2 separate regions of the Homo sapiens genome follow, and region 1 is linked to region 2. A link is an interaction called in ENCODE POLR2A ChIA-PET data of the cell type or tissue named here. Cell type or tissue: PC-9. All regions are shown on one strand. Links, peaks and the distances in the headings refer to the core of each region. The heading gives the core; the rest is flanking DNA.

What was found. Peaks named below come from ENCODE experiments on the same cell type or tissue, not always from the same donor. Only the 100,000 strongest peaks of a DNase experiment are listed, where the experiment ranks them.
Region 1: POLR2A ChIA-PET joins it to region 2 with 6 read pairs; 1 of 35 experiments calls an interaction of 5 or more read pairs at or near these places.

What each region holds. Positions count from the first base shown.
Region 1 is chr11:99,320,654-99,330,414 of GRCh38, forward strand. CNTN5 (contactin 5) reads left to right here. Exons shown (of 25, transcript NM_014361.4): 2 at 4,693-4,831. Among named protein-coding and RNA genes, the nearest start is that of CNTN5, 300 kb to the left of the region's middle. RefSeq lists enhancers at 2,035-2,204, 4,206-5,405. In PC-9, for the core only: no CTCF peak of the experiment used is centred there; a DNase peak (open chromatin) is centred at 5,388; H3K27ac peaks cover 509 bases.
Region 2 is chr11:99,688,587-99,698,347 of GRCh38, forward strand. All of the region lies in intron 3 of CNTN5 (contactin 5), which reads left to right. Among named protein-coding and RNA genes, the nearest start is that of CNTN5, 670 kb to the left of the region's middle. In PC-9, for the core only: no CTCF peak of the experiment used is centred there; a DNase peak (open chromatin) is centred at 5,435.

The sequences.
Region 1 (9,761 bases), core at 1,159-9,158, 370 kb before region 2:
GTATAAAAAGGAGGGGAGTAAGTACAGATATCTTTTTTTATTCAATATAGTTGTACTGTTTAAGAATAAAATAGGGCAAATGTTGAAGGGTGATGTAAGGTTAAGACAGTGTGATGGCTAATTTTATGTGTCAACTTGCCTGGGCCATGGGCTCCCCAGACATTGGGTCAAACATTATTTTGGGTGTGTCTGTGAGTGTTTCTTGATGAGGTGAAAATTTCAGTCAGTTAACCGTGTAAAGTAGATGGCTCTCCCTAGTGAGAGTGGGCCCCATCCAATCAGTTCAAGTCCTGAATAGAACAGAAGGGTGACCCACCTGTGAGTAAGAGGGAATGTCTTCTGCCTGCCAGCTTTTGATCTGAGACATTGCTTGTTTTTTTGTTTTTCTTTTCTTCCTTCAGACTTTGAAACGTCAGCTTTTGCTGTGTTTTGATGCTGCCAGCCTTTGGACTGGAAGTACGTTTTTGGCTCTCCTAAACCTTCAGCTTGCCAATTGCACATCTTGGGACTTGTCAGCTCCCATAATCACATAAACTAATTCCAATTGCATACACACACACACACACACACACGTGTGCACATACAACACACAGACAGACATACACACACATACATCCTACTGGTTCTGTTTCTCTGGAGAACACTGACTAATACAGAAAGGAGATTTTATATTATATACATATATTTATATACATTATATATATATAACATATATATATTCAGATAGAGAGGACTTAAATGTATTCAATACTGTTTTTAACATTTTAATGTATTTAAATACTGTTAAAAATAATCCCATTCATTAGGCTTCTGGGTAATGTGGTATGTAATTAAACCAGTGTATCCTGTGATCATATGTCCACTGATGTACCTCCTTTGATAATAAGTATGGCCATCAGTTCTATGTAATGTTATCCAAGTTCTGTGTCAGTGGATCAAAGACTTGGTTACTTCTTGGAGAGTGCTGCTAGCTGAAGAGATGTGGGCAAGAAAGGGAAACCCACACCTAAGATATGCTTTGATTCTACTCAAAAGCTATTCCTTCCACCTTGATTGATTGATTGAGTAGAATCAATAATATCATATTGGTGAAGGGTAGTGGGTGATCTCAGTGTAGCGCTCAGTTGCTGGAAGGTTGAGATTTCTACAGAGGTAGTAGGTAGATCAGCTTTTGTTGAACGAGGATTCATGTTTTGGGCACCATGCATAACCTCCATCTCTGCCAGCGTGGCCACATTGTTAATGTGTCAGTGTGCTTATACTACAATGTGCTCATACTACAATGGCTGATGAAAGAGACTGGTTTTAGTTTGCCAAGCCATTCTGTGCACTGGTTTGTTTAGTGCCTCTTGCTTACCAAATTGTAGAGTGTCCATAAACTTGTATGTCTATTCCCCAGATCTCCTTGTCCCCAGTTGTATTAGTTTTCTAGGGCTTCCATAAAACAGAATACCGCAGACTGGTTGGCTTAAATGACAGAAAATTTTCTCATAATTCTGGAGGCTAGAAGTTCAATATGAAGGTTGCGCCAGACTTGGTCTCTTGTGAGGCCTTTCCCCCAGCTTGCAGTCGGCGGCCTTACTCCTGTCTTCACTTGATCACCACACTGCTTGCACATGTTTCTGGTGTCTACTTGTGTACCCAAATTTCGTCTTCTTATAAGAGCACCAATGATGTATCACTTAGTGTTGGGCAATACATTTAATAAGGTAATTTGTAGCAAGTTTCAGAAGTAGAAAGAACACAAAAAATTATCAGGAAAACTTTTTTAAAAATCTCATATCTAAACCAGGATTTTAACATGAATAGAAGCTCTTCAGGTGGACAGGGGTGGCAAGCGGTCATTTGAAGCATAGGGAACAGTGCTGAATACTGTCTTGAAGTTACTATGTTGTTGATAAAAATTAATTATCAATTTAAGGTTTAATTACAAGGTTTTATTTCATGTTAAGTTTAAATATTTGTTTTTCTGGTCAATAACACATTAAGAATAGAAAATTACAGGCAGAGTCTATTCAAGACAGCCACTCTAGGATAAGGGACAAATTTTTGTATCCCAGCCTAATAAAAGAGAGAAATGAGATAAACTCTAAAAAGAAGATACAGATACTGATGATGATTTGAAATAGAGGGAGTTATGATTGTAAAAAAGAAAATAAGAATATCAGGTGATTACATGGCTTTTACAATTTTAGGCTATTTTTCCATCTGTAAAGTAAAATTCATGTTAGATTAAAAAATCACAGCAAAACTATACAAGATAAATGTATGTTGACCTATGGTGTGTGAAGCAAGGTTGTGAAATAATAAGACAACTTACCTTCTTTTTCAGTAAGTCGCCTACGATTATTTATTTAGATTTGGTCTAGCTTTCAAAGAAATGGAGAGAAAAATATAGGTTGGCAAAGGTCATTCTTTTTCATAAAGTGTAACTTGAGGAATAACAACTAACATATGTAAAACTTTCAGTTTAGGAATAATTTTCTCATCTATTATTTCTTAAGATTTTTATTATAATTCCTTGAGCAGACATAGGATCTGACATCATTACCCCCAGAAATGCTAAATAAGTGTTTAAGATCTAAGCATAAGTATATGGTAGAAACTTAAAGAAGTCTGACTCTGACTGCAAATGAAGTAGTCTCGTCATCACAACATACTGTCTTAAAGACAAGCATGAGTTTATTCCAGAGACAAAATGGAAAAGTTTTGCTTCTAAGAAGCAAACTTGAAACTTGAGGAAGGAATTGGAAAATGACAACCATCACCACAACAATACAGTTCATTATAATTTTTTTCTTTTGCTATGTTAGTTCATAATGAAATGTGAAAATAATTAGTGATACTTCTTATTTGCTCAATATGTGCTAGACATGTTGGTAAGCTTTTTATGTGTATTATCTCATTTAATGTTCTCAGTATTTCCATATAGTAGGGAAAAATGATGCACTGTATAATTGCTAAGAAGTAATGGCAGTAAAAAGAACACAAAATTCTGACTTCCAAAAACATTCATCTTAATGACAATCCAAGATGAAAAAAACATAACTTGTCAAATCCTAAAATGAAGATGTGCTGTTTGCTTAAGTAACTATCATTCCGCCTAAGTTTGTAAACCTCAACAAAATTCCTGCCTTTTTTAGTTTTTAATTTTGTGCAAGAAGGCATAAAGCAGAAATGTAAAATTGTTACAATATTAAGAAAAGAATGAAGGGAGAAGAAAAAAGGAAGAGGGACAAAAGCGAGGAAAAGAGGGAAGGAGGAAGAAACAGAGGAAGAGACAGAGGGAGGAAGCAAGGAAGACAAAAAGGAATCTATAGTTCCTTCTGTTCACAATTTGTATACTACAATAATATCTATAATTTAGACTTGATATCAGAAATGCAAGCTGAGATTAAAGGAAATCTTAGGTCGACATATTTAAAATTGCTGATATTTCACTACTTTTGTTTAACAAAAATGTCAATTTCCTGAAGTTCCAAATAATATAAATAGAAGTCATAAAGGTCAATACCCTTTGGTAGTGACAACTACAAGCAACTGAAATACTTTTTATCAATCTGATCATGAAATATGTACCTTAGGTTTCCCTGGACTCTTGGTAGTATTTTAACATGGAATCTTACTTGATGGCCTTCAATCACTCTGAGGTTATCAATCTCAAGTTCTAAAACTTATATTCCTTACCTTGATTATGTCAATAAGCATAAATGCTCTATAAACATTCTGGAAATATTATTAAAGAGAAAAACAGTAAAATATTTGTCCTCACTAAATTTTTAGTTTGATATGAGGATGGCAAGTTCATGAAGATAGTGTAAAATTGCTGAAAACAATAAGAAATATGTTATTAGATTCTTATTTGAAATATATGTATGGGTAGCTACGCTAGGTTTTCAATCCTAATACATCAATAATCTACCAAAGATTAAATTTAATGGAAATATGAATTTCAGTGTATAGAGAATTTCATTAAACAATGAACTTCATTAGAAATAAAGAGAATAGAGGTGGCCCCATTCATGCCTATCCTTAATGGAGCTCCTAACACAACTCACGGTTACTGCAAGCTCCACCTCCCGGGTTCACACCATTCTCCTGCCTCAGCCTCCCAAGTAGCTGGGACTACAGGCGCCCTCCACCACGCCCAGCTACTTTTTTGTATTTTTAGTAGAGACGGGGTTTCACCGTGTTAGCCAGGATGGTCTCGATCTCCTGACCTCGTGATCCGCCTGCCTCGGCCTCCCAAAGTGCCTGGATTACAGGTGTGAGCCACTGCACCCAGCTGTAAATTCTTAAATAAAATAAATAATAAATTTAACATTGCATATGCTAGGAATAGCATAGAATTTTCATATTATTGTCTTATAAATATTAAGAAAAGCTTGGAATGGTGGTATAAGTTAGTGTGTTAAATATTCTAAGCTATTGTAGCCCATGTAAGCTTAGAGTGACATTATGTTATATTATTAAATATAAATTATAAAGGAAAAATACATCTGAAAAAGCAACTACATAAATATACCTAATTAGAAGCTGTATGTGTTTATATGGGTAAAAAGCATAGTGATTGTATGTATAACTAAATAGAACATTGATCTAAAATATTTAATAAGATGCATGGGTTTTGGTCAAGCAAAGTTGAAAAAAAGGATGATTTTTATCACAATAGTATATATTATTTCTTAACAGGTGTCTTTAAAGGATTGCCATTTAATGCCATTCAAGATCTACTAAGCATCATTTTTGCATGACTACTGCAAAAGGATTACTTTACAGATACCAGTTCCTTTGTCAAGAGCATACTTTGGACCCTGTTTTCAGAAAGCAGGTATGGTTCATCTTTATTAAACTGCCTATAAAATTGAAAGACATGTTGAAAAAAAATATAAGATTCATGCATATCCTTAATGGAGCTCCTAATACAACTGCTGAATATGCTAAAGCTTAATATGTTATTTTCTCAAATTAAGTGATTTGTCTTTGAATTGAAAACACCTTGATTGTGTCAGTAACATAAATGCTCTATAAATATTCTGCAAATATTATTAAAAGTGAAACACAGTAAAATATTTGTTCTTACTAATTTTTTAGTTTGATATGAGGATGGCAAGTAACTGAATGTGGTATAAAATGGCTGAAAACAGTAAGAAAAACAGTACTCAGATATAGCCTCCTGTTCCATGATATCTTTCTCAACCGACATATAATGTGCTAGTGGATGGCTTTTGTGCTTTTTGTATGTGCTCGAATTTTAAGACAATGCTTAAAGTTAAATAAGCAGGAAGTCATGGGTGGAGAGAGGTAGTGTCATCCCCACCAGGGAACGGGGATCTTCTGAAGGCAGACGACTTTTATGCAGTTTGCACAACAGCTCCGCATTCTTACATATTTACGTAACCAACAGAAATTACTAAAGAGTGATTCACTTATTTTGAGTGAAACTGGGCATTGTGTAATAATAATCCTTTAAAATGAATACTCTAAAATACTTTGAAATACATCAATGGACATTTATTATTTACGACTAAGTGGCACCAGTAGACGATCTTGAATTAAATCCATTGTGTGCTATTTAACTACAATACTTCTGATGTACTTTTTAGATAATCAACCAAGAAGGTCAATACACTATGAATATAGAATGATTATCTTTATTTTCTGCTTATTTATAAAATGTTGACAATAGTGTACCCAATTTCAAGGCTGTCACTTGTTTATCCTTTAACTTGTTAGGTTAATCCAGGTTAATTGATTCAAAATAGGAGAGGAGTTTCCTCATCCTACTCTATGCTTTCAGTACCTTCAAGCTTGAAAATTAGCATTAAAGAAGAGAAGTTACTAAATGTGGATGTGAGAGCAGTTCTTTTGGAAGATGTAGGAGTCTGAAGTTTTACCACGATATGTGATTTTACTTTCTACTAGCCACACTCAAATTCTAGCAGCTCGTTGCAGAAAATGTTACTTTCCATGTGTCTTTTATTCATTTCATTAAATCATGCCAGTCTGTCATTTTGATTGCAGGCCCTAACTGTACCAGGTATCTCTAAATTAATCTTGTGAAGAAAAGCAACCACATAAAAGAAAAAAATTTAAAGACAAAGTATAAAGAAGGGAAGGGGAAGTATCTAACAGTGAAACCTCAAATCATGGGAAAAAATTGAGTTCCATATAAATTAATCCATTGCTATATTCTAACATTAGACAGATTGTAAGCCAAATTTTGCCATCAAAGTTCTATTTGTTACAATAAGAATGATTTAAGAATAGGTTACATACACAAAATAATAATAATAATCTGTATTCTGTCTATAAACGTAAACATCTTGGAAGCTGTTATTTCCTATATATAAACATTTTGTTCTTAACTCATAATCATGGACGCACCTTAACAAATCAAACTCTATATTTTTTTTTACTTCTGAGATATCTGTGACTACTAGAGATAAATTAAATCTAAGCACCTTAATTGAATTTAGTAATGTTAGAAACAAGTTGTTTATGATGCTTGTGACATTCAAAGAAAGACAACCGAACCACTGAACACAGCACAGCAGCTGTATGTAAGAGGGTTTCAGATCTAATGCTCACTTCCAGATGGATGATGGATAAGCAATTTGAATTTATGCTAGACACATCAGCAGATGGAAATAGAATAGAGTAAATGTCTTGGACACCTGTGAACTGGTGCATTCTATCAATTACCAACCAAATTGTATTAAATTCATGTAATTCAACAGAAGTCTAATTAATTTTTTAGAAGAGGCTCTTTGTCAATCTATTAATAAATTCAGGTTTCAAGTTGAGGATGTAGAGTGTATTTAACTGTACAGAGAACCTGTGGAATCAGGTTTGGCAGAGCAAAGTGCACTCTTATTATGCCATTTTTGTTGTTGCTCCTTCCAACTAATTGAAAAGCATATTGGTAGAATAGGAAGCAATTGAAGCAAATGAGACAAACTGAGCACTCCAAAAAGACATAAGTGAATTAGAATTGATGATTCTGACAAGAGTGGATTCACAGTGTCATTTTAAATAAAACGCCATTTCATTCATATACTTGCACCTAATCTGTCACTGTAACAACTGAAAACATTCAGCGGCAAAACTGACAGTTTCATCTTGACACAACCAACTCAGTTCCTGCCATAATAAGAGGCAATATATATTAAAAGCGGTCCTGAGTTCAGCCTTTGAGAATGAAATGTTTCACTCAATAACTTATACAACTCATCCAGGAGACACTGGCTCAGCTCCAAGTGGAAGAGCTTTATTTCATTAGAGAAGAGTCTGAATGGCTCTAGGTTTATAGATTTTTAGCATTGCCAGGATTCTCATCAATTCATGAAGGGAAACCTCTAAGTATCAATGTATGCATCTCTTAGAGAGTATTACAGTTGATAAGAATAGAGTAGAATGTGCTCTGAATTTCAAAAATAGGAAATCTAATGTTCATCTTTAAAGCTCTTGACAATTACACAGAAATTTGAAGAGAAAAAATTTCTCATATCGTTTGCGACATAAGTATTGTGTAAATTAACAGTGCTACTACTTGCTAAAATGTTTACAGTGTGGCCAGAATTGACAAAATAATGAAGGAAGGTGGACGGAGACAGTTTTGAATGAATACTCGAAAGAATTTCTTAGCAATTAGAGTGTCCACAGCAATCTTTCAAGGGTCATGTGTCCAGATGAATGAAAAGCGTAATTTCTTATCATCAGGAAGGGAGATGGAACAGTTCCACACAAAATTGTTATTCAACAACAAAATCCTGATTAATTTTGAGGTGGTTCTTATAGACATCTGTGTTTTACTACTTGCAAAAATTGGTTATTTATTTTAACTACACATATAGTTTTTTGTGTTTTAGAAAATATTGTTTTCCAGTATTTTATAGGAAAATTTGTTATATGAAGTATAAAAATGCCTAGTAAGGTTGGACATGGTAGTTCACACCTGTAATCCCAGCCCTTTGGAAGGCCGAGATGGGTGGATCACCTGAGGTCGGGAGTTTGAGACCAGCTTGACCAACATGGAGAAACCCCGTCTCTACTAAAAATACAAAATTAGCCAAGCATGATGGTGCATGTGTGTAATCCCAGCTACTCAGGAGGCTGAGGCAGGAGAATTGCTTGAACCCAGGAGGCGGAGGTTGCAGTGAGCCAAGATCACACCATTGCACTCCAGCCTGGGCAACAAGAACAAAACTCCATCTCAAAAAAAAAAAAAAAAAAGAAAAAAAACAGGAAAAAGAAAAAAAAACCTAGTAAGGTGAAACTAAATAGAATGGCTTAAGTAAATACATGTATAAGTTGGTGTGAAACATTGTAATCTGAGGCTGCATGAATTTCTTGGACAGCATTTATCTCTATCTGCCAGTTATGGTGGTGGGACGGGGTGGTTCAAGTTGGATATCGATGGATTATTTTCATTATCAGCCTATCCATAGGAAATATGTTGGTGCATTAATATTTTCCAAGTTGAAGTTCCTAAGGAGATGTAAGAAAACTGAATTTGCCCAAAGCAAGAGGAAGAAAAATAAGGAATATATTTTAGTGTGATAATGTAACAGATCATATAGGCTTTCTAGTACATAAATTTTTGCTAGTGTGACACAAGGCATCCACAGGTTGAAAACATGCAAACACTTTCATTAATATGAATGTATGCAAAATATCTCCTATATGATACTTGCTCAGCAAATGTTAACATTTATTTAATATTTCCGTTGTGGAAATAACTCATGGAAACAGAGGAAATATTTATTTTCTGGAGTAAGTTTTGAGTATAAGAAAATTTCCATCCACCTCTGCTCACAAACAAGAAATGGAACTCTTAGTCTGAAGGCTCAGTCACCTGAACACCTCAAGGCTGTCCTACAACATAAGAAGGGCTCTATCTCTTCATTAGATGGGTCTGAAATTCAGTTCATCTCTCTGCGCTAAGCTTAGTATACAGAGTGAATCCCAGACAGACAAATTCTTAACTAGATACAGACTTCTGCTTAGAAACTGTCACATATGCTGAGTGTATTGAGGCAATTCTAACAAATGGAAAGATTATAGGCTTTGAAATAAGTTAAAACTAGGATTGACTCTGTGCTGTAATATTTGCTGACTGAAGATACTTGGCTGTATCTCAATTTTTATAAACCTCAACTTTCATTTGACTAAAAAAGTGAATACTATCTCATTTTTGTAAGGGTGCAAAAAGTTCACACAAAATCGATCTTATCTATATCTGTACATATACAAGCAGTGACACACACACACACACACACACACACACACACACACACACACAATCCCTTATATTTAAAGCTTGGTATCTGAAAAGTGTTTAGCAGATGGTTATTATTGTCATAGAATAAGTAGCATACATTTTTAACCACCGAGTGGACTGAAACTTACTGAAAGTCTCGTAAGACTTAAAAAAAAAAGGAAAAGAAGTACATCAGGAAAGAAGGGAAGAAAGGAAGAAAGAAGGAAACAAGAAAAGAAAGGAAGGAAGGGAGGGAGGGGAGGGAGGAGGGAGGCAAGGAGGAAGGGAGGAAGGAAAGGGAGAAGGAAGGGAAGGAAGGAGGAAGAAAGGAGGGAGGGAAGGAGAGAGACAGAGTAAGGGGGAAGAGCGGGAAGGAGAGAGGGAAAGGAAGGGAAGAAAATATAGATTTGGCCTTTGGGCATTAATATTTGCATTCTCGGGCTCTTGTGGGATATAAGACTAACAAAGAAAAATGATACATTCCTATCTATCTGTCATA
Region 2 (9,761 bases), core at 1,209-9,208:
TTTAACTTTTTATTATTATTTTGTCTTCATCTTTTAAGTCCAGAAATACATTTCCAGGATGTGCGGTTTTGTTACATAGGTAAACATGTGTCATGGTGCTACACAGTCATCCCATCACCGAGGTATTAATCCCAGCATTCATTAGCTATTCTTCTTGATGCTCTCCCTTCTCCCCGCCACCCTCTGACAGGCCCCAGTGTGTGTTTTCCCTCTCTACACGTTAATGTATTCTCATGATTTAGCATTCACTTATAGGTGAGAACATGCAGTATTTGGTTTACTGTTCCTGGGTTAGTTTGCTAAGGATAATTGCCTACATTTCAATCCATGTCCCCGCAAACAACATGATCTCATTCCTTTTTATGGCTGTAGAGTATTCCATGGTATATATGTACCATATTTTCTTTATCCTGTCTGTCATTGATGGGCATTTAGGTTATTTCACGTCTTTTCTATTGTGAATAGTGCTCTAATGAATACACACATGCATGCATCTTTATAATAGTACTATTTGTATTACTTTTGGAATATACCCAGTAGTGGGATTGCTGGATCAAATGGTATTTCTGCTTCTAGGTTTCTGAGAAATCGCCACACTGTCTTCCACAATGGGTTGAACTAATTTACACTCCTGCCAACAAGGTAAAAGCATTCCTGAGGGCCGGGCGTGGTGGCTCACGCCTGTAATCCCAGCATTTAGGGAGGCCAAGGCGGGCAGATCACAAGGTCAGGAGATCGAGACCATCCTGGCTAACACAGTGAAACCCCGTCTCTACTAAAAATACAAAAAATTAGCTGGGCGTGGTGGTGGGCGCCTGTAGTCCCAGCTGCTTGGGAGGCTGAGGCAGGAGAATAGCGTGAACCCGGGAGGTGGAGCTTGCAGTGAGCCGAGGTCGCGCCACTGCACTCTACCCTGGGCGACAGAGTGAGACTCCTCAAAAAAGAAAAAAAAAAAAAAAAAAAAAAGGCATTCCTTTCTCTCCACAACCTCAGCAGCATCTGTTACTTTTTTTTGACATTTTAATAATCACCATTCTAACTGGTGTGAGATGGTATCTCATTGTGGTTTTGATTTGCATTTCTGTAATTATCAGTGTTGTTGGGCTTTTTTTCATATATTTCCTGGCCACATGTATGTCTTGTTTTGAGAGGTGTCTCTTCATGTCCTTTGGCCACTTTTCAATGGGGTTCTTTGCTTTTTCTTGTAGATTTTTTAAGTTCCTTGTAAAGTCTGGATATTACTCCTTTGTCAGATGAACAGATTGCAAAATTTTTCTCCCATTCTGTAGGTTGTTTGATCACTGTGTTTGATAGTTTATTTTGCTGTCCAGAAGATCTTTAGTTTAATTAGATCCCATTTGTCAATTTTTGCTTTTGTTGAGATTGCTTTTGGCATCTTTGTCATGAAATCTTTGCCCATGCCTATGTCCTGAATGATACTGCCTAGTTTTCATCTAGGGTTTTTATAGTTTTGGGTTTTACATCTAAGTCTTTAATTCATCTTGAGTTAATTTTTGTATATGGTGTAAGGAAGGGGTCCAATTTCAATTTTCTGCATATGGCTAGCCAGTTCTCCCAGCACTACTTATTAAGTAGGGAATCCTTTCCCCATTGCTTGTTTTTGCCTGGTTCATCAAAGATCAGATGGTTATTGGTATGTGGCTTTAGTTTTGGGTTCTCTATTCTGTTCCATTGGTCTATGTGCCTGTTCTTTCACCAGTACCATGCTATTTTGGTTACTGTAGTCTTATAGTATAGTTTGAAGTTGGGTAACATGATGCCTCCAGCTTTGTTTTGTTGTTGTTGTTCTTGTTTTGTTTCTTTGTTTGCTTAGGATTGCCATGGCTATCTGGCTATTCGGGCTCTTTCTTGGTTCCTTATAATTTTTAAGATAGTTTTCTCTTTTTCTAATTCTGTGAAGAATGTCCATGGCAGTTTAATGAGAATAGCATTTAATCTCTAAATTGCTTTAGTCAGTTCGGCCATTTTAAAAAAACTGATTCTTCCTATCTATGATCATGGAATGTTTTTCTACTTGTTTGTGTCATCTCTAATTTCTCTGAGCAAGCAGTCATTTGTAGTTCTCCTTGAAGAGGTCCTTCACATCCCTCGTTAGCTGTATTCATAGGTATTTTATTCTTTTATGTCTCTGCCAGGTTTGGATATTAGGATGATGATGGCCTCATAGAACGAGTTAGGGAGGATTCCTTCCTTCTCAATTTTTTTGGAATAGTTTCAGTAGAAATGATAACAACTCTTTTTTGTACATCTGGTACAATTCAGCTCTCAGCCTGTCTGGTCTTGGGATTTTTTTGGTTGGTAGGCAATTTATTACCACCTTAATTTCAGAACTCATTTTGGTCTACTCAGGGATTTAGTTTCTTTCTTGTCCAGTCTTGGGAGGGTGTATGTATCTAGTAATTTATTCTTTTCTTCTAGATTTTCTTGTTACTTACATAAAAGTGTTTATAATAGTCTCTGATGACTTTTGGTATTTCTGTGAGGTCAGTAGTAATATGGCCATTATTGTTTCTGATTGTGTTTATATGAATCTTCTCTTCTTCTTTATTAGTCTAGCTTGCAGTCTATCTTAATTTTTTCAAAAAAAAAACCAGCACCTGGATTTGTTGGTTTTTTTGAAGAGTGTTTATGTCTCTGTCTTCTTTAACTCAGCTCTGATCTTTATTTCTTGTCTTCTGCTAGCTTTGGGGTTTCTTTGCTCTTGGTTCTCTAGTTTGTTTAGTTGTGATGTTAGGTTGTTAACTTGAGATCTTTCTAGCTTTTTAATGTGGGCTTTTATTGCAGTAAATTTCCCTCTTAACACTGTGGTAGCTGTGTCCCAGAGTTTCTGATGCATTGTATCTTTGTTTTTTATTATTTTCAAATAACTTCCTGATTTGTGCCTTAATATTGTTATTTACCCAAAAGTCATTCAGGAGCAGGTTGTTTGATTTTCATGTAGTTGTATAATTTTGAGTGAATTTCTTAATCTTGAGTTCTAATTTGATTGCACTGTGGTCTAAGCAACTGTTTGTTATGATTTCAGTTCTTTTGCATTTTCTGAGGAGTCTTTTACTTCTGAATATGTGAACAGTTTTTTTAGTAAGTGCCATGTGGTGATGAGAAGAATGTATATTCTGTTCTTGGGTGCAGAGTTTGTAGATATCTGTCGGATCCACTTGATCCAGAGCTGAGTTCAGGTCCTGAATAGTTTTGTAAATTTTCTGTCTCGATGATCTGTCTGATATTGGCAGTGGTGTGTTAGTCTCCCACTATTATTGTGTGGGAGTCTAAGTCTCTTTGAAGGTCTCTAATAATTTGCTTTATGAATCTGGGTGCTCCTGTATTGGGTGCATATATATTTAGGATAGTTAGTTCTTGTTGAATTGAACCCTTTACCATTTGTAATGCCCTTCTTTGTCTTTTCTGATCTTTCTTGGTTTAGTGTCTGTATTGTCAGAAACTAGAATTGCAACCCCTGCTTTTTTAGGTTTTCCATTTGCTTGGTAAATTTTCCTCTTTCTCTTTATTTTCGGCCTATGTGTGTCTTTGCATGTGAGATAGGTCTCTTGAAGACAGCATATGAATGGTTCGTGGTTCTTTATCCAACGTGCCACTCTGTGTCTTTTAATTGGGGCATTTAGCCCATTTACATTCAAGGTTATTGTTATGTGTGGATTTGATTCTGTCATCATGATGCTAGCTGGCTAGTTTACAGACTTGTTTATGTAGTTGCTTCATAGTGTCACTGTTCTATGTATTTCAGTGTGTTTTTGTAGTGGCTGGTAATGGTTTTTCTTTTCCGTGTTTAGTGCTTCCTTAGGAGCACTTGTAACACCGGTCTGGTGGTGACAGTTTCCCGCAGCATTTGTGAAAAAGGACTTTATTTCTCCTTCACTTACAAAGCTTGGTTTTGCAAGATATGATATTCAGGGTTGAAATTTCTTTTCTTTAATAATATTGAATATTTGCCCTCAATCTCTTCTGGTTTGTAAGGTTTCCACTGAGAGGTCCACTGTTAATCTGTTGGGCTTCCCTTTTTTCATGACCTGACCTCTTTCTCTCTGGCATCCCTCAATATTTTTTCTTTTATTCCATCAGTGAAATGTTTTTATAGTCAAATAATTTTGCAAAACATTTTTTTCATAATTCACAAAACAAATGCGTATTTTAAGTGTTCCTATAGTAAAGGAGAATCCTTTAATCTGATATGACACCAATTTTGATTGACTATAGTATACCCTAAACTCATTTTTATTCCAAAAAATTTATTGATATCATTAGAATAGTACACATTTGTGGGACACTTAAGTTTGTAATTATAATAGCTGGGAGAAAGGGTTACAGCCAATAAATCCTGATTGTGGAATCAAGACAGCTTCACAGAGTTGGTGATTGGGCGTGGAAGAATGAAAGCAATATTTAAATAGGTTAATCTAAAACAGGAAGTACATATAAAAATTTGAAGAAAAAATTTTCAAGCTGTAAAAATTACATAAGCAAGCAGTTGAAACATTTCTGCAATAAGATGTAAATATGTACTTCTAGCTATTTTTGAAAGTAATGTAGTCTTCAAAGAAAAACATTAAAAACTGAGTACATGTGTGTTTTCAGTACCTGTGTGCACAGCACAGAAAATACAAATATATTTAAGGCTCATTTTTGGCATCAGAGAGGAAATAATAGTCTTTAAATAATATTACTACAATGGAATTATAGCTAAATTATTCCAATTAAAAAATTCCTTTCTGTATGGAGCTTAGAGTTTGTTTTTAAAACAAACAATTATAGAAATAAATGTGAAATTATGATACATAGTACAAAAGAAGTTACAACCTGTGATGATTGTAAGGGTTTTAAAGGAGGAGGTATTTGAATTGAGGGGTTGAAGGATGAGAAGCTGATGAGGTAAAGGTTATGAAATGAGGCATGACAAGCAGAGGGCACACAGGCCCAGTGGACCGTGAAACATGGGGTCTTCAAGGGTGGATAGAGTAATGGACAGTAGAGCTGGGACAATAGAGGATAGTGAGAGACATGGAGTCTCTGCAAACATAATACCCAAATTGAGTAGTTGACAAGAAAAACAAATTTTATTTCTGAAATAGAAATACCAATATGTCAGTGGGATTTTGACAGACGAGATTGTTTCTTTGATTTATAATAATGTGACGTGTATGTTTTTAGAATGGATAAAAATTGACAACATGAAAGTTCAGCTTAACTCAACAAGTATTCATTGAATCAGGTTCCAAAGGTAGGTAAATGAATATGATACATTCCCTATTGATGAAGGAGATAGAAACATAAATATGTGCATGTATCTAAGATGCCTAAAAGGCCTTTTGAGTGAGAGGAAGTCTGAGCTGATACATAATGTATAAACATTCAGATCTTGAATCTGAGATCAGACGGGTGATTCAGATAGAAGGAATTGCATAAACAGACACGTGAGGCTTAAGCAAATAATGTTGCCGAGAACCATAAGTACTTTGATGTTGTTGGAATGTAAAATGTGAGAAAGGAAGAAAAGGCAGAGAAAGCTAGAAAAAAAAAACATGAAATATATCACAATACGGCTCTGAAGCCAATACGGCTCATGAAGCCAAAGACTTAGAGTTCGTGCTATACTTCAGGGCTGTGCAAACTTCAGACAGTGAGCCAAATCTGGCTTATTGCCATTATTTGGTGAGTAGGCATTGGAACTCAGCCAAAATTATTTATTTAATGTTATCTATGGCTGTTCCCACATTTCATTGTCAGAGCTGAGTAGTTGCAACAGAGTGTGTGTAGTACACAAAGGCAAAAATAAGTATCATGTAGCCTTTACAGAAAAAAAGTGCTGACCCTGCTATACATAATATGCCAAGCACAGTCTTCAAGTAAGTGAGTAACAGTTTTAGACTTTTTCAAACTAAAATACGTAGTCACCACTTTTTTATTATTATTTCACTTTAAGTTCTGGGACACATGTGCAGAATATGCAGGTTTGTTACTTAGGTATACACGTGCCATGGTGGTTTGCTGCACCTATCAACCTGTCATCTACATTAGGTATTTCTCCTAATGCTATCCCTCCCCGAGCCCCCCACCCCCTGGCAGTCAGCAGTGTGTGATGTTCCTCTCCCTGTGCCCATATGTTCTCGTTGTTCAACTTCTACTTATATAAGAGTGAGAACATGCGGTGTTTGGTTTTCTGTTCCTGAGGTACCACTTTGTAAGTATCTAATATATGTTAAACACCAGACTAGATGATTTACTCACATGAACTGCGTCTCAAAACCATTCTTCCTGGTAGATATCAAAATTCCCCATTTTACTGATAAATATAGAGATTAAGGAAGGTTAGGTGCCTTTCCAAGGCCCCATAATTTTGACATTTTTGAATCAAATTTAAACTCAGTTCTGTCGAACACAAAATACATTACTTTTTTACAGTCTGGTAGCATATTACAAAAATGAATACTAGAATCAAATGAAGTCTAATTGTGAGGAATTTGTTGCAGAAATCCCACCAATTCATGATCTGTATCTAAATTAGGTAGAAGGGTAATAGAGAGAAATTCCAGAGTTTAGTATGGAAAATAAGTAGATCATCTAGAATGACTTCTTTATTCTTGACAGATTGGGTGACTAAGTCAGGGAAGCAACTTCCCACTTTCTGTTTTGGGTGGTTAGAAGAAAGATATATTCATTTCTAGATACAGGGAATCTAGGACAGCAAGCAGGCCCACAAGCAGGGTAGCATTGATGAGTGATGTTTTGTACAGTGTGTATATTTTCAAATGTCTGAATTAGATCCATGTGAAGATAGACACCAGGGTGTTGCCTGCAAAAGGCTAAAACTCAGAGACATGGGATACAAGTTGGAGATTATTCAGCTTTAGCATAGAGTTAAGAAGTAGCAGAAGCTGACTTTTATACAATTTTAGGAATGAGTATAAAATATTTTATATATCTTATAGAAATCCATTAGATTTAGAAAGAGGCACTGGATTATGGTGCTTAAGAACACTAAGGGCCAGGCACGGTGGCTGACACCTGTAATCCCAGCGCTTTGGGAGGCCTAGGTGAGAGGAGGTTTGAGACCAACCTGGGCAACGTAGGAACATAGACTCCATCTCTACAAAATAAATAAACAAATAAATAAATAGAAAGAAAGCGAAAAAATAAAACTCTGTAAAAGCTGACAACCTGAGTTCAAATCTTACTTCTACTAATTTTCTATAACCTTATGCAAATTACTAGATTTACTTGTGCTTTGGAAACCTCTTCTATAAAATGTCTATTACTAACACTAAAAGCACTTACCTTGTAGGGTTGTTAGGAGGATTAAATGAGTTAATACATACAAAAGTTTTAAAATAATACTTGTATATGGTAAGCACCATATAGATGTTTACCTGTATTTATTAATTTAAAAATATTTTTTACATTTCATATATTTAATTAGGATTTTTCAACATAGTTTTCTCACTACCTCATATACCAATGTTTATTCTAAACTGAAAAGGGATGTATAAGGGTCTATAAAAGAGGGCTGACCTGAATCCAATATTTTCTTTATACCTGTATATCAGCCATAAGCCTGGAGCATTGTGTGAGGTTAAAATGAATGAAGTGCTTTAAAGATATGTTTGCCACAATAGAGCTTCCTTACATGTCTATGAGGAATATTATAACCAAGCATACTCTCACAGAGTTTAAACTCAAATCATGAACATTTAAATTAAGTTTTTCCTTATTTTGCCTATACCCATTTTTATCTTTCATTGTCATTTTTGTTTGACAGAGTATGATGAGATAGAGTATTTTTATTTGGAAAGTCCTCAGCAAGACAAATTAGCCAAAAGCAATAATGGTTCAGATTAAACAGAGTGGAATTGATCTAATCCCCAGGCTCAACTAAGGAACAGTCACTATCTGGGTGTTTGATTTTAGACTATAGATAAGTTGAGATGTTGTAATATTTATGGAGGAATTGGCTATGTCAGTTATGGGATGAAGACTAGTAGTACAAGTACCATCAGTAGTCATTCTTTTTTTTTTTTAACTTTTTACTAAACTAATACAGTTAGATATTTCCACTCTATCATGATTATATTTTTTATGACAGAAAGAAAACAGTTCCATGTTTTTATAAATAGTCTCTGCAGAGATTTCAGATGATGTTATTGGTATCTTGGTTTGGCAGTGTCCGAAAAATTGTGATTGCCTTTAAAGTGTTTGTGCTACTTTTAGTTAAGTAAACCCACACTGTGTAAGACCCAGGCTGGTTCCAAGTAATATCAAGGTTTCTATGCACATAATAGTTTACAAAGAACTTAAGTTTAAAGACTATGGATTAAAAACAAACAACAACAACAACAAAAGTGCTTTACAGAACCAAACAAACCCTCTCTTGATGGGAATGTCAAAAAGGACACATGAGTCAACTGGAAACTCTTAAAGGCCAAAGCTGGGACAATTTGAGCAATCCAAAAAAATAGTATGAATTAATATCCAAAGTATAAAATAAATGTCCTTGAGTCCCTACTGATACAAATAAATAATTGAATAAGTAAATGAGGGAGAAGGGAAAATCTCCTATGCAGAATTTCAAATAAATTATGTAGCTGTTCAACGCTTAAAGAAATACAACATAACTCTTCTGTGTGTTGTACATAGTGACTTTCTTCCCAAGAATAGAGTGTGGAGAAGGATGGGGTTGGGGAGAGAGAAAAAGAGGGGGAGAGAGAGAGAGAGAAACTTTACAGCCTATGTTCAGTGATCAAGGTCATCATCAACAGTGATAAATCATGCTGATACTATGTACGCCTAATATGATGCTTTGAGAATGGCACCTTAACTCCCAAAAACCCAAAATTCATAAAATTAATTATTAAAACATCAGAAAATTTCAAGATACTCTACAGAAAATGTGATTAGTGCTCCAAGAAGCTTTCAAAATCATCAAAAACAATGAGTGGCTGAGAAACTGTCACAGACAAGAGGATCCTAAGGAGATGTGTTGAATAATGTAAAATGGGATCTTGAAAAAAAAGTAACATTAGAGAAAATTAGGGAAATCTGAATAAAGTATGAACTTTAATGAATATTAATCTATCAATATAGATTCACTAAGTTTTACAAATATACCTTAATATAAGGTATCGATAATACTAGAAACCAAGTGTGGGGTGTATGGGAATTGTATGTACTATCTTTTAAATTTTTCTGAAATCTAAACCTATTGTTAAAAAGCTTATAAAACAAACTAAACAGCCAGTCATATGATTTAAAAGCAATCATGGGGACCCTGATTACAATTTAACATTCTCCTTCCTTACTAGCTTAGTATTCATATTAGTCTCTTCAGCTATGCAACTAATTTGTTTTTCCTAAATAGCAAAAAGGAAAATTGAACATTAACCGTTTCGACGACTGTTTTACTGAACGTTTTTCATTATTTGCACAGTTTAGTTTATATGTTAGTGTTTTTTTTTTTAACTTCTGAAATAAGATTTTTTTTTACTACGTATTTCCTATCCCCTTAATTCATTGTTGTAGTAGCCACCAAAATCTCGGAGTTTTCCAAAGTATTTTACATTATTCAGTGTATTTTCTGTTTAACAGAAATACATTATTCAAGTATTACATTACATTATTCAATATTATATTATTCAAATATTTTCTGTTTAACAGAAAAATAAAGATAAGAATATTACTTGTAATTTGATTATTTAAAATGTCTAGAGAAGAGAAGAAAGCTATAAAGGGGA